Regions from separate parts of the Mus musculus genome. Here region 2 is linked to region 1. Evidence: chromatin contacts called from ENCODE Hi-C or POLR2A ChIA-PET data. All regions are on one chromosome and are shown on one strand. Each heading gives the region's core, a stretch centred on a gene start or an enhancer-like site at or near the end of the contact. The rest is flanking DNA. Distances are from core to core; before and after follow the strand shown. Region 1 has its middle 6.4 kb from the start of Gm3363. Region 2 holds the start of Carlr (cardiac and apoptosis-related long non-coding RNA).

Region 1 (6,760 bases), core at 2,217-4,716:
CTCTGACCTCACTGTTTGGGAAATTGCGAAAGGAAGGTTGGGAAGAGACCACCTGACATCCTCCCTTTAGCCCAAAGACAATGAGGAGGGAAACAGAGATCGCGCAGAAAAAAATGTCTCAGCAAATCTGAAATAAAATTCCTGTAAACAGGCAATGGGGGAGGAGGAGACTTGCACTTAATCTATGGTCTTCAGAGAACATTGAGGGCAGCAAGTACTTCAGAGTAAAGGGAGAAAACTTAGAGCAAACAAGTGGCAGAAAATCAAGGACAGTGCAACGAAAATAAATTGAGACTGACCGTTCCTTCCCAGGCTGAGCTATACACTAGAATCTCCTCACACAACCCAGACCTCTAAGCTAGTATTATTTACTACTTTCTAAAATTTTTCCTAGAAGTCTGTGATAGCGGTTTATGCCTGTGATCGCAGCACCTGGAGACTAAGGCAGAAGAAGGTTGCTGCGAATTTGAGTCCTGGCTGAGCTGTCCTGTGAGATTCTGTCAAGAGACAGAGACCTAGAGAGGGAGAGGAGAGAGAAAGAAAGAGGAAGGGAGAATGAGGGAGGGAAGGAAGAAAATCAATCTTGAGGGCATCTGTTTTACATGCTCAATGTTGCTATTTTCCACATTATGTTTGTGGTGTATTTTAAAGTTGGCTGTGATCAAAGTTTAGGTGAAAAAAAAAAACATTCTTACAGAAGGATAGAAGTTGACTAGATAGTAATTATTTCCATTCACGCCACAGCCAACTGAAAGAATATTCAGACTTTATAAAAAAGAAAACTTGAAAACAATAATCCTTTTGCTAAAAGTTAGCTTCTTAAATGGCTATTTTCTTTGTTTTATTTCATCACAATTTTTTCTCCTACCACTATTTTATTAAACATTTTCTCATGATGTTATACATTCTTTTTTAAAAAGATTTATTTATTTATTATGAGTACATTGTCATTGTCTTAAGACACACCAGAAGAGAGCATCAGATCCCATTACAGATGGTTGTGAGCCACCATGTGGTTGCTGAGAATTGAACCCAGGACCTCTGGAAGAGCAGTCATTACTCTTAACTGATGAGCCATCCCTCCATCACATTTTATTTCATAAATTTATATTCTGAATGAATTGAGAGACAGGAAATAGGAAAGGGGAAAAAAAACCTAGTGAAGAGGCCCAGCTAGTCAAGAAGGCAGATGGCAAATTAATGATTAAAATAGAGAAAAAGCACAGTGATAATGCAATGCTGTTGGAGAGCAGGGAGACCTTTGTTTGCTCCCTGCTGTACCTGTGGCACCAGTGACAGTCCCTGACACTACTGGATGTTCACTGGTTACATAGTTCACTGGTTAGATACACTTGAAAGCGTGACCTCAAAAGATGTCTCTAGTGTTCCATATTAGGGTGCCATAATTACTGGAATGATCGTAACATTAATACATGAAATCTTAAATTTACTTCTTATGGAGAGATGGTCTGATAGGAATTACAAGCCTGTCCAGCCAAGCTGCAGACTTTGCCTAACCAAAACTTCCAAAGAAATACAAATTGATACAGGAGAATTCCTTGTGGGTAGCTGGCTTGTCTGAGATGGGGGGAGGGGATCCCACTTAAGTACTTCATATCATTTTTCTCTAAACTAGGGAGGTTCGCCCAGTTTCCAACCCTCCAGGTGTGTCTTTAAGAGTGTATAATGTTGTCTAGGTACTCTTCAAAGACTCACAGTGGCTGGCCATGAACACTCCTGGCAGTGCCACAGACTGGAGGGAACTCTGTAACTGCACATCAGTGAAGAACAGTGTGGGCTTCCATTTTCCTTGTGCACGTTAGGTGAGTTCACATCAGAGTCCCTAGACTGAGAAGAAGAAGAGAGGAAAGAGATCTTTTTCTTCCTTATGAGTTCTTGAGTCAAAAAGTAAAAGCGAGTTAAGAACCATTTTCCTTGTGTCCTGTGGTATGTTTATCCTCAACTCACAGGACCTTTAAGTAATGCTTTTTTTTTTTTAACTTGCTGATTCAGTAAATATCTGCAATGCTGTATATATTGCCAAATAACATACTAGGCTCCAGGGAAAAAAAGTGAACTCCTGTGTTTTTTTGTTGTTGTTGTTGTTGTTTTGTTTTTTTTTTTTTTAGTAGGTTTACAGGAAGGAGAGAAACCAATAAGCAAATACATAAACTGTATGCAAAAGGTTTAAAATGTCATGACTGTGGGAGGTAATTGGCGAAAAGTAGTTCTAAAGCCAGCCTTGAGCTCACATTCCGCCTTGCTGGTATTATTTATTTGCTATTACTTATTTGTTTTCTCATTCCTGACAGGTTGTATGAACAAATAGATGATGACTTCTTAGACTTCAGTTTCTTCCCACGTTTGCTTTGGATAGTCTTAAATCATAGGACCCCTAACCCTAATTCTAACACAGGTCAATTCCCTCCCCTAGGCCCCGAGGTCACATTGCTTCTGCCAAGGGTTGCACACCATCCCGAGGAGGCCTCATATTCTTTTTTCTCTTCTCTTCTCTTCTCTTCTCTTCTCTTCTCTTCTCTTCTCTTCTCTTCTCTTCTCTTCTCTTCTCTTCTCTTCTCTTCTCTTCTCTTCTCCTCTCCTCTCCTCTCCTCTCCTCTCCTCTCCTCTCCTCTCCTCTCCTCTCCTCTCCTCTCCTCTCCTCTCCTCTCCTCTTCTCCTCCTCTCCTCTCCTCTCCCCCTCCCCTCTCCTCCTCTCCTCTCCTTCTCCCCATCCCCTCTCCTCCTCTCCCCTCCCCTCCCCTCCCCTCCCCTCCTCTCCCCTCCCCTCCCCTCTCCTCCTCTCCCCTCCTCTCCTCTCTTCTTTTTCCTTTCCTTTCCTTTCCTTTCTTTTCCTCCTTTTCTTTTCTTTTCTTTTCTTTTCTTTTCTTTTCTTTCTTTCTTCCTTCCCTCCCTCCCTCCTTTCCTTCCCTTCCTTCCTTCCCTCCTTCCTTCCTTTCTTTCCTTTCTCCTAACACAAGATGATGGTGCAAAGAGCCAGAAAACTAGCTTCTGTACGCAATTTTGAGCACAAGAAAACAATAAAACCCAAAGATCAAAACCCTAAAGGGGACAACGGCCAGTGGCTCAAAGCTAAAGGAGAAGGTGGTGCACAATCCAAATCCACGCCCCAGCCTTTGCCCTCCTTCCGCCCCAGGAAGGCCGACAGACAAAGCCACCCGGTGAGTCCATGAGTAGGGGAACAATGCCCTGGCGCTCAGCACAAAACGAAAGTCCGCTGCGGGGCCCGAGGGGATGGCAGGCCGGGGCGCCTTGGGCCCACGCGTCCCGACCCCAACTCCCGACGCCATTCAAGCAGACACCGCGCAGAACAAGGTCAGCTCTGTGCAGCGCGCGGCGGCAGCGCGGCCACCCCTGCTCCCGGGAAGCCCAGCGACGACATCGGGAAAGGCGCCCACGGAGAGCTTACGAGCCCCACGATCCCCGAGCCAAGCGCCCAGCCGGGAAGTAGAGCCGTCCGCGCGCGGAGGGAAACGCCGGGTGTAGTGCGGTTTGTCCTTGCTCTTATAAGCATGCTGCTCCCGGAACCGCTGCCTTAGACCGAGTTCGGGTTATTTTCTGGCCAGGATTCTACCTTCTGTGAGCCTGAGGATCCGTCATCTGCGCACTCCAGTGGCCCAGCGGCCGCCCAGCTCCAGCTTCGGGGACGTTCTGGGCCTGGATTGCATCCGAGGGTGATTGCGCCCACTTCCAGGGAGCAGGTTTTACCAGTGTCTGTTCTGGTCAGTGGAGTGCTGTTCTGGTCAGGATGGTGAGGAGTAATGAGGATAATGCAGGTAACACTGTCTAAAAGCACATCACACCCTCAAGAAGGAACCTAGCATTAACTCAGTGTTAATACAGGTAACAACTCACAAGGATCTGAAAACATAACATGAGGAAAATCGCAGAAAAGATCACGACCAACTAGAGTCCATGTTTAAAAGCTGTAAACAAAGCCTTTGCCTGGCCAGAAAACGAAAGTAGTACACTGCAGGCTGGACAATAACTTTATAGCTCAAAAGCAGTGGTGATTACATCACAGTTGCCACAATTCACAGAAGTGTAATCTAAAGGTATATAAAGTTTATTCTGCTCAAACTGTAAGTAAAATAATGTCCTCAAAAGTTGGCCGAAGTAGGGTGTCTGTTTTGGGGGAGAAGCTGCTGCTAGGGGGTAGGTGACTGAGAGACAAGCTGATAGGAAAAAAATATTTACTGCTTAGGAAATTTACATGAGCCTTAAAAGCATCCTTCTCAGAACTAAGTCCTCTAAGAGTAGATTCACTCCAACAATAGAAAGAAAATATCCTAAAGAACAATATGGCAATGTTGTTGCCTAAAGAACACCCAGAGCAATTGATGTACTTCTCCAGATTTACTTAGCCCCACCAACCTCACCACCACCTCTGCTTCGTGGTGTCCAGGGCTGGCCTTTCTGCGGAGGGTTCCACTCCTGTTCCCTCCCTGACAGATAACCCCCAACAAATGAGGGTAAAGATTCAACCCTGCTTCCTTATAGGGGCCCTGATGGTGGAATGTTCTGCCTCTATCTGCCCAAGGTCCCAGCGCAAGGTGAGTTAGAACAGTATGAGACAAACCTTCACAGAGGCAGAAAACAAACACTACCCGGCATATCAGTCTCTACCACGGACACTCCCAAGGCTTGAGCTTTGCCTGAAAGCTGCAGAACGAACAGTCAGCTACACTTTCTCATACGTGTTCACTAACGTGCTACTTTGTATCTGTTTTCCTTTCTGTTTAGGAACAGTCAGCTGTACTTTCTCATAAGTGTTCACTAACGTGCTACTTTGTATTTGTTTTCCTTTCTGTTTAGGAACAGTCAGCAGTACTTTCTCACAAGTGTTCACTAACGTGCTACTTTGTATCTGTTTTCCTTTCTGTTTCTCCTTGCTCTTGATGCCCTGGGATTCCATCTTCTCATCAAATCTTAACACTTAAAATTGCCCTCAAGGTTAGCTTTTCTTTGGCAGTGTTTGGGTGTTACGTATACTTTCCTAAAGATTTCACAACCATGACAAACTTTTTTTTTTCTCTCTCTGTTTTGGCTCTGGATTACTGTCTCATTAAAGTGCTAGTTTAGAAGGCAATCGGTTGAGAATCATTGCCAAATATTTGGGCTTGGGAGAGAGATAAAAGTTTGGGCTTCTATTTATTTGGTTTCAATTGGTGTTTCCTCATACAAGCTAATTCCTAGATCATAGGCTCTTACATGCTTTCAACATTTGGAAGTATGAAAAGTTGAGATGCATGTTTGTGTAAAACAAAAATACTTTCAATTATGCTTATAAAACTGTTAATCTGGATCTCTAATTATATGTTTTAGTGCATCTTCACAAAGCTGTTTTGCTTGTTCTAAAATCACTAGGAGAAGATAAATTATGAGCCTTTTACCGCAACCTCTAGCTCACAGTGCTTTGCAAAACAATTTTTCTTGACACTATTTTAAATATAAGAGCATTAGGTTCATGATTTTAATAATAATTGCACAGGTTTGTGGCAACATGTTTATTGAAGATTCATCAGACACATTCTGCCTCCCACCTGGCTTGCCAATCATCTGTAATTTGATCAACAGTAATTCGAGATGGGACTCAGTAGGGTCAGATGTTAAATAGAACATTTCCACTTTTCTAACCACAAAATCCTCCCTCTCTTGGCCACTTAAAACCTGTTACATAATCTGCAAACACATGAATGTAATGATTTCTGCTGCAGGCCTTGGTAAAGATCACATACCTGCAAACTTGCTTTTCTATTGCAGTTTACTGCTTAAAATTCTAGCCTTGAAAGCCACTTAAAATACATAATCTGCTTTCATCTACATCTGTAGCTAGTGAATTGGTGTTTGCAATGAAAACTTTTTCTCTTATTGTGTTTACAATTTTTAATATTTGCACTTGAAAGCCATCCCATCTGAATTTAATTATGACAAAAAATGAAGCGAGGCTGTACAGATAATGTGTACATTTTCAAAGAAAGAAAAAGACATTTAGGGATATCTTAGGTTATTCATATCTATGCAATATCAAACGTTATCTTAATAAAGGAACAGAAGAGTATCTCCTTAATTTATGGCTGCTAGTTCTTCCCAAATTTATGAGTATAGACAGTGTTCAGCAACCATGCAGTTTTATACTTACAAAATAGGCACTGGCCTCAGTAGTAGGTCAAAAGCTGGCCGCAATTGTGTCCCATTACTCAAACACTTTTAGAATTCTTATGCCACTAGTGTCTGAGTCACATTATTTTAAATGACATGTTCAGTGTTAACAAATCTCCACCCCCCCCCCCCGAGCAGATCAAACTGTTAGAAATATCTGAAGGTCACTTGCAACCACAGCTAGCTTACCGGCATTGTTTAACAGGTGAGATTTCAATGAGAAGGAAGGAAATTGAGTGAACTGAGCAGCACATAAAACACAACAACCAAACCACCACCATCATCATCATCATCACCACCATCATCGTCGTCATTGTCGTCAAGAAAGGACTGAAGAATGATTGCATGAGAAATGGATGAATTAGATAGAGACCAATAAAATGGATCAATTCAAAAAGAAAGGTCAAGGAGGAGAAATCCCTGAATTTTTTATTTAATGAAATATACAGAGCATAAATAAAACTACAAAACACAAAGGAGACAGCAGTGATAAGGAGTATGTTTTAAAATTACCTTAATTATAATTAATTATTAATTATAATTACTATGTAATTATATTTTTGAGTACAGTTACATGAAT
Region 2 (6,760 bases), core at 3,036-5,535, 35 kb before region 1:
ATCACAGCAATGGAAAGCAAGCTTGAATAAATGGATTCAGAGGATTAAAGAAAATACATATGTGCTTTACAAATATTTTGAACAAAAACAAGGCATATGTCTGAGCATAAGTCATCCACTCTCAGTGTCTCCATTCCCAATGCCTTTTGTTTTTCTTCTGGTTCCGGGATGCTCTGCTCTACTTTCTCCTTGTTTGTTAAGATATCCTTATCCCTCATCCTTTCCTCTGGTTTAATTAACCCAACTGACGTAAGATATTAAATACTAAATGACAGGGAGTAGGTAAGCCTTACATTTGGGTCACCCAGCCAGATTCTGCATGGCAACTCTTTCCTGAACTCTGGGACGCGTTTGGGTGACCCTCTGCTCAGGCACTACTCTAGGAATCCCAGATCTCGGCATTGTAGGAAGAAACAAAAGGAGGAAAATGCCTGAAAGGTGTTCTCGTGTTCAGATAAATCAACCCTACGCCACAAGTGAAGTTCCTTGGACGCAGTGGCCACAACTTTGCTGAAACTGGTTTCCTCTATTTGACAGCCTGTGCTAGTTCACAAGTGACAGCCTGTGCTAGTTCACAAGTGACAGCCTGTGCTAGTTCACACGTGACAGCCTGTGCTAGTTCACAAGTGACGGCCTGTGCTAGTTCACAAGTGACAGCCTGTGCTAGTTCACAAGTGACAGCCTGTGCTAGTTCACAAGTGACAGCCTGTGCTAGTTCACAAGTGACAGCCTGTGCTAGTTCACAAGTGACAGCCTGTGCTAGTTCACAAGTGACAGCCTGTGCTAGTTCACAAGTGACAGCCTGTGCTAGTTCACACGTGACAGCCTGTGCTAGTTCACAAGTGACGGCCTGTGCTAGTTCACAAGTGACAGCCTGTGCTAGTTCACAAGTGACGGCCTGTGCTAGTTCACACGTGACGGCCTGTGCTAGTTCACAAGTGACAGCCTGTGCTAGTTCACAAGTGACAGCCTGTGCTAGTTCACAAGTGACAGCCTGTGCTAGTTCACACGTGACAGCCTGTGCTAGTTCACAAGTGACGGCCTGTGCTAGTTCACAAGTGACAGCCTGTGCTAGTTCACACGTGACAGCCTGTGCTAGTTCACACGTGACAGCCTGTGCTAGTTCACAAGTGACAGCCTGTGCTAGTTCACACGTGACAGCCTGTGCTAGTTCACAAGTGACAGCCTGTGCTAGTTCACAAGTGACAGCCTGTGCTAGTTCACAAGTGACAGCCTGTGCTAGTTCACACGTGAGAAAACCCGTCAAATCCTGACTTACCAATATTAAAGAATATCTCCCAGTCTCAGTCCCCCCCCCCCCTTTAAAGCAGAGAGTATCAGGACTGAAAGGATGACTCACCGGTTAAGAACAGACACTCCACTTGCAGAGGGCTCCTGTTTGGTTCCCTGTATCCATATCGAGTTATGTAGCCTATAACTCCAGCTCCGGGAGATTTGACCTCTGACTTCCAGCTTACCTGTAGTCACACGCACAATAAACTCACATGCACACGCAAATGATTAAAATTAAAAATAAACCTAAACGTATATTTTTAAAGACTGTCCATAAAAAGCTCCATAGGGTTAAACTGAGTGGCTATGTGTGAGGCGCTCAGCAGAGTGTGTGCAGTAAGCTCTCAGCAGAGTGTGTGTAGTAAGGGTTGCCTGACTCTTGCCATTGCCAAGTCGGCTCACTTTGGTGAACAGAAGCTCATGACTTGCTGTCATGTATATGGAAGTACTTTGCAAAAATGCTCAAATTTCCAATTGCTTATACCCACTTCCTTCTACAGTCTCCTCCCTCATCCCACTATTTTTCATGACAGCAGGCTGAGGACCTGGGACACTATAAGCAGCATATAGGAAAACCTAATCAAGAGAGACTATATTAATTCTCTCAGTTCCCAGGCTTGTCGTCTTAAGCCTCCACCAGGTGTGAGGTGTAGATGGGTGTTGGTCAGAGTGTGGATGGAGGGTGTATCTGGCTATCTGTGCTATATAAATGCAGGCATTGTGACAAATCCAAGACAAGTGAATATATACATAGAGCACACTGAAGCTTCACAGTGGAGCCAGGTCCATTGCCCGGGCCTACGGTCAGTCAGAGATTCATCTTGGAAAGATGCACTGTAAAGCCTTCAGTCCTGAAACTGACAGTGATCTCCAGTCAGTCCTTTGCTTTACAGTGTGACCAGAGCCCACACTCCCCCTACCTCTGAAAGCAACCCCTCGCTTCCTGTGGCCTCTGCTTCATCTGTCTGAGTTAAAAGCAGCATTTGCAAGATGCAGAAGTTGGTTCCACCTGAAGTCCTACAACAATGGAGGTAGTGCAAAGGCTGGATAAGGCAGCAAGAGTTCTTGTTCGGTCTAGTTCTCCATGGTGCCACAAAGCCAAGCCCAGCCAGGCTCACCCAGCCCATGACAGACATAGCAGCTTTCTGGGCCCTGTTCTAGTATTGCATCAACTTGGGGTAAGTCTGGGATCTCAGAATTCAAAAGACAGCTTTCAGAGCCTTTTACTGCCAGGGAAGATGAGTTGTGGGTAGGGTTTCTCAGAGACAAGTACAAGTTGGTACATGACTTTGATTTTTATCAAGTTAAACTATGCAATACAAAATGCCAAGGGGACAGGCAGATGTGTAAGTATGGATGTGGGTGAGTACGAGAGAGAGAAAAGGTGTATGTGTGAGAGATAGCTCAAGACTATCATTAATGGAGAAATTCTTTTCTCTCAGCCGTGTGCAACTATTCTTGGTTGAAATAAAAGACCGATCAAGAAAAGCCTAGAAAACTCCCACTAGGTTTCCAGCTGGAGAACAAGAGGCTTTTGTGGCTGCCTGTTCTCATTATTCCCGCCTTCACTCACTGCAGCAGAAAAGGCAGATGGGGAGCAAGAGTCCCTCCAGAAAGGCTCTGTCCTGATTCGGAGCCCAGAACCCCTTCAGAGGACGCTGAGGCGCATTCTCATACTGTTGCTCTGGGTCACTTGACATTGGTACTGAGCATCTGAAAAGTGGCAAAGTGCGGGATAGTAATTTTTTTAAACCTGCCTGCCTGCCCAAATGCCCATCAACTGCCCCCACATCTGTCTTGCTCCGCCCACATCTGTCTTGCTCCACCCACATCTGTCTTGCTCCACCCACATCTGTCTTGCTCTATGCTCAGTCAGGCTCCTGCTCATCATTTAGCCTCTTTCCCATTCTGGGGGCCTCAGGTTGGGTGGTAGCACAGCTAGGAAGTGACAAAGCCAAAGCTGGTCTGCTGCAGTTCTTCTAACCACCCAAGACAGGTTTCCCAGCTCTGGGCCTGGGCCAAATATTTGCTGCTGGTCTAGAGGCTATGTCAGTGGTTCTCAACCCTTTGGGCAAACCTCTATCTCCATAAATGTTTACATTATGATTAATACCAGTAGCAGAATTACAGTTATGAAGTAGCAACGAAAATAATTTTACGGCTGGGGTCACCACATTGTGAGAAACTGGATTAAAGGGGAGGTTGAGAACCACTGATCTATGTGAATTATATAGGAAATGTTAGTTTTGCCAAAAAGTAAAACTGATCTTGCCTCTAAAACCCCACCAGAAACTACCTACCTACTGTAGTGAGTCCTGAAGTATCTGAAGTGGATTCCTTTCTGGTGATTTCAGTAGATGGTTGGGCTTTGGGAAACTCCAGTGACTGCCACTTTGACCACTAATCTTTCAGATTGTGAAAGTTTCCTATAATTGGACTTCTGTGACAGATCTGCATTTTTAACTAAAATATATTCAGTGTTAATTTATCTACTGGAGAATATTACCTAAATTCTTAGTGTTTTGAACATTTCTTTTGATGCAACTCAAATGGTTATCATGTAAATATACAATTATATTTAATATTTTGCTTCATTTTTTTGAAGCAGCGTCTACATAGCCCAGACTGTCCTCTAATTTGCAGTCCTCCTGTCTCACCCAGAGTGCTAGGATTACATGAATATGCATGCTATTGTGCCCCTTTAGCAGTTACATTTGTAAATGATCCTGATCGCATGAGCACAGACACAATCTATCCGCCTTAGGCAGCTGTTTGTGGGTACCCAGGAGCTAAAATCAACTGAATTACAGCTGCTTCTCATAGACTTTGACAGTGCCTTAGAAATCAATCTGCACCAGGACAAAGCAGACCTAAAACACATCAGGAATACTGTTCCCTGTGGTTTGCTGACCTCCCCTGAATTAGCAAGGCTGGGCGCTGGTGCTGGTGATTAGGGTCCTCCTAAGCTCCCCCCGCCCCCCAGTCTGTAGAGGAAAAACCGCAGAGCTAAGGTGCTAGAGGGACCATAGACTGCGCTGCAGAAGCCAGGCGCACTCTATAGCCAGGGGACTGAACTAGAGAAGATCTGGGCATTGCCCACCAGTGCAGGACTGGATGTCCAGCTTGTTAATCAAAGACCTTGGACCTAAGCTTAAGCTTCAGCATCGTGGATCTCGAGCGCGGGAAGGACAGTGAACTGCAAGCTACCACGACCTCTCTCTCCTCCCACCTGCGACCCAGGGAAGAAAGCTCAGAGCCCTCAGCTCCAGGCTTGGAGCTTTCTTGACACCGAATTCTAGATGCACCAGGAAGAGCCCTGGCAAGGAGCGGGCTGCGCAGGTAGGGACAAGGGTGGTGTCCCAGTGCAGCCCGATCAAGTAATCCCAAGGGAGCCTGCCTGCCACAGTGGAGCGGTGTGGGCTGCTTTCCCGGTGAGGGGATGAAGAGACCCTTCCCTTGAGTCAGATGTCGTCATTTGCTGGGCGAATTCCGTGCCCCACAAGGGCCACCCTTATCTGACAAACCCCTATAGGCTACTGGGGACTTAGGGAAAAGAGATGGAGGCAGAATCCTTTGGTAGTAGGGAGTACCAGGTTCAGGGAAAGGGAGCAGAAGACTGCCCCGAACCTAGGCATCCAGTGTAAGGAGAGGCGTCATTGCTCTAAGGATGATTTTAAACCGCGCAGAGACGCAGCATATGGTTTCCAGGTTTGGCGGCACAACACAGAAGACTTTGAGCCGAAGGGGCCTCCAGACACGGAAACTAAATAATCCCGATTTAGAGAGGCCCGAGTAGCAGGAGGCTGGATTTTTGGTTAAGCTACAATTAAGAGAAGATAATTAAGCCCGGAGCCGTGCAGCTTATTAATATTTATAGCTCTCGGAGTGAGAGGGCCTTTGCCACGCAGGAGAGGAACCCGAGCCTTTCAGGCCAGGGGCTTCGCAATGACTGGGAATGAGAAAGGGCGAAATGGGGTGAATCTGTCTCTGCGCTTCTCCCTTAATTACCGGAGCAGGAAAGTCAGTCGGGAGAGAAGGTGGTCGAATGACTCTGTCTCAGGGGCTGCGAAGAGAGATGGCTATCTCCAGTCCGGATCCCATCTCTTCCTTCAGGACCCCAACCGTGCCTTTAAGTGTCCCTGACTCCCAGGATTGAGGGCTAGTAAAGGAAACGATTTTGTAACGAAGATTCCGGGAGAATTTTCTTTTCCTCCCAGCCTTAACGTCACGCCGCAGGGGACACGGTGATTAAGTGCTGTCCTGGCTGAGGGATGGCCCTGCAAGCCCACACACTGGCCTCGAACTTGCTCATGTACGGTTTGTGGGATTCCGGGAGGCAGATCCTGCCCGCCCCGCACGGCCCCCCGCAGGATCCCGGAGGGCCGCTGCGGGTCAGGCCTTTGATTCCCGTACCGCTGCGGTGGCAGGCGGAGGGGCTTCACCCGTACTCCGACCTTCCCCGCGGTCTGCTGCCTGCGAGACACCGTGCCACCCACCACTGAGGATGAAGTAGGGAGCTTCAGCAATTTGCACTAAACGTAATTTCTGCTGCTCTTGAGCCCGGATGGATGGAGGTGGGTGGAGGAGGGGCGGATGCCCTGAGCCTTTGCTCTCCACCCCCCTCGCCTCCCCTTGCTAGCCTCCAGCGGCCTCCGCAGTAGCAGCCTCGGTGTCTGGTGCAGATCGATTCTCCGTAATAAACGCGGGGTTCCGCGGGGGGCGCCACTGCGGTTCCCATGGCAACCTTTGCTTCACTGCAGTCCAGGATTCTTGGTCACCCGTGCTAAATAATCTGAGGATGGAGCTGTTTGCGGTGACCGCTGTAGCGGCCAGCCTCTTCCTACTCCTGCTTTTCCTGGTCTTCATCTCGATCTACGTTGGCTCTAATCCTGGCCCACAACCTCTGTCCCAAAACTGTTAATTGAAGAAGAAAGGGGGTGGCGATTTGTCCTTGTCGCGAGGCGTGGTTCCGATGGAGCTGCGTACTGCAAAAGATTCTCCCAAGGAAGACGCATCTCTACCCAGGCCAGATGTGGAGACACCAGACATTCTTGGAGAGATGTGCCCAGCTCATCCAAGCAGCTGCAAGGGCTGATTAGCATTGAGACCAGCGAAGGACAAGGAAGGATTCCTGTGTGTCCCTGTGTGTCAAGGGAAAGATCAACGGGATTTAAGTATGATGATTGTGGGTTATAGCATAAAGGCTTGCTTAACAAAGAGATGTCGATGGCATAAGTGAGTTATTTTTACACATCTGTATACACACACCAGAAAAGGAAATGTTTTGGTAGGCACAAGTGAATTTTCTCTCTATAAAAAACGTGCAGTTCACGGATGGTGGATTTTAAGCACGTGTTGGTGATGTTAATTTACAGTAATGATTATTCTGTTCTGAAAATGAAACCATACCATCTCTTTTTTTACCATACCACACCTTTTAACATTAGCCTGGATACATAATAGCGTA

Evidence for each region. Hi-C counts contacts between places; a loop is a spot of excess contacts on that map. ChIA-PET counts read pairs that join two places held with the same protein, here RNA polymerase II (POLR2A).
Region 2: a loop to region 1 is called in a map of left cerebral cortex, with 3 times the contacts of the local background. The contact joins the promoter of Carlr here to the enhancer-like site in region 1. A Hi-C loop is called at or near these places in 2 of 37 maps with a recorded cell type or tissue (both left cerebral cortex). POLR2A ChIA-PET finds 5 or more read pairs at or near these places in 1 of 5 experiments (Patski).

The regions. Positions count from the first base shown.
Region 1 is chr2:18,763,851-18,770,610 of GRCm38, reverse strand. No RefSeq gene overlaps it. Among named protein-coding and RNA genes, the nearest start is that of Gm3363, 6.4 kb to the right of the region's middle. Within about 2 kb of position 3,466, at least 2 of the 3 ENCODE cell types and tissues checked have a DNase peak (open chromatin) inside an H3K27ac peak, as active enhancers do.
Region 2 is chr2:18,799,343-18,806,102 of GRCm38, reverse strand. Carlr (cardiac and apoptosis-related long non-coding RNA) reads left to right here and starts at 4,285. Exons shown (of 1, transcript NR_131254.1): 1 at 4,285-6,760.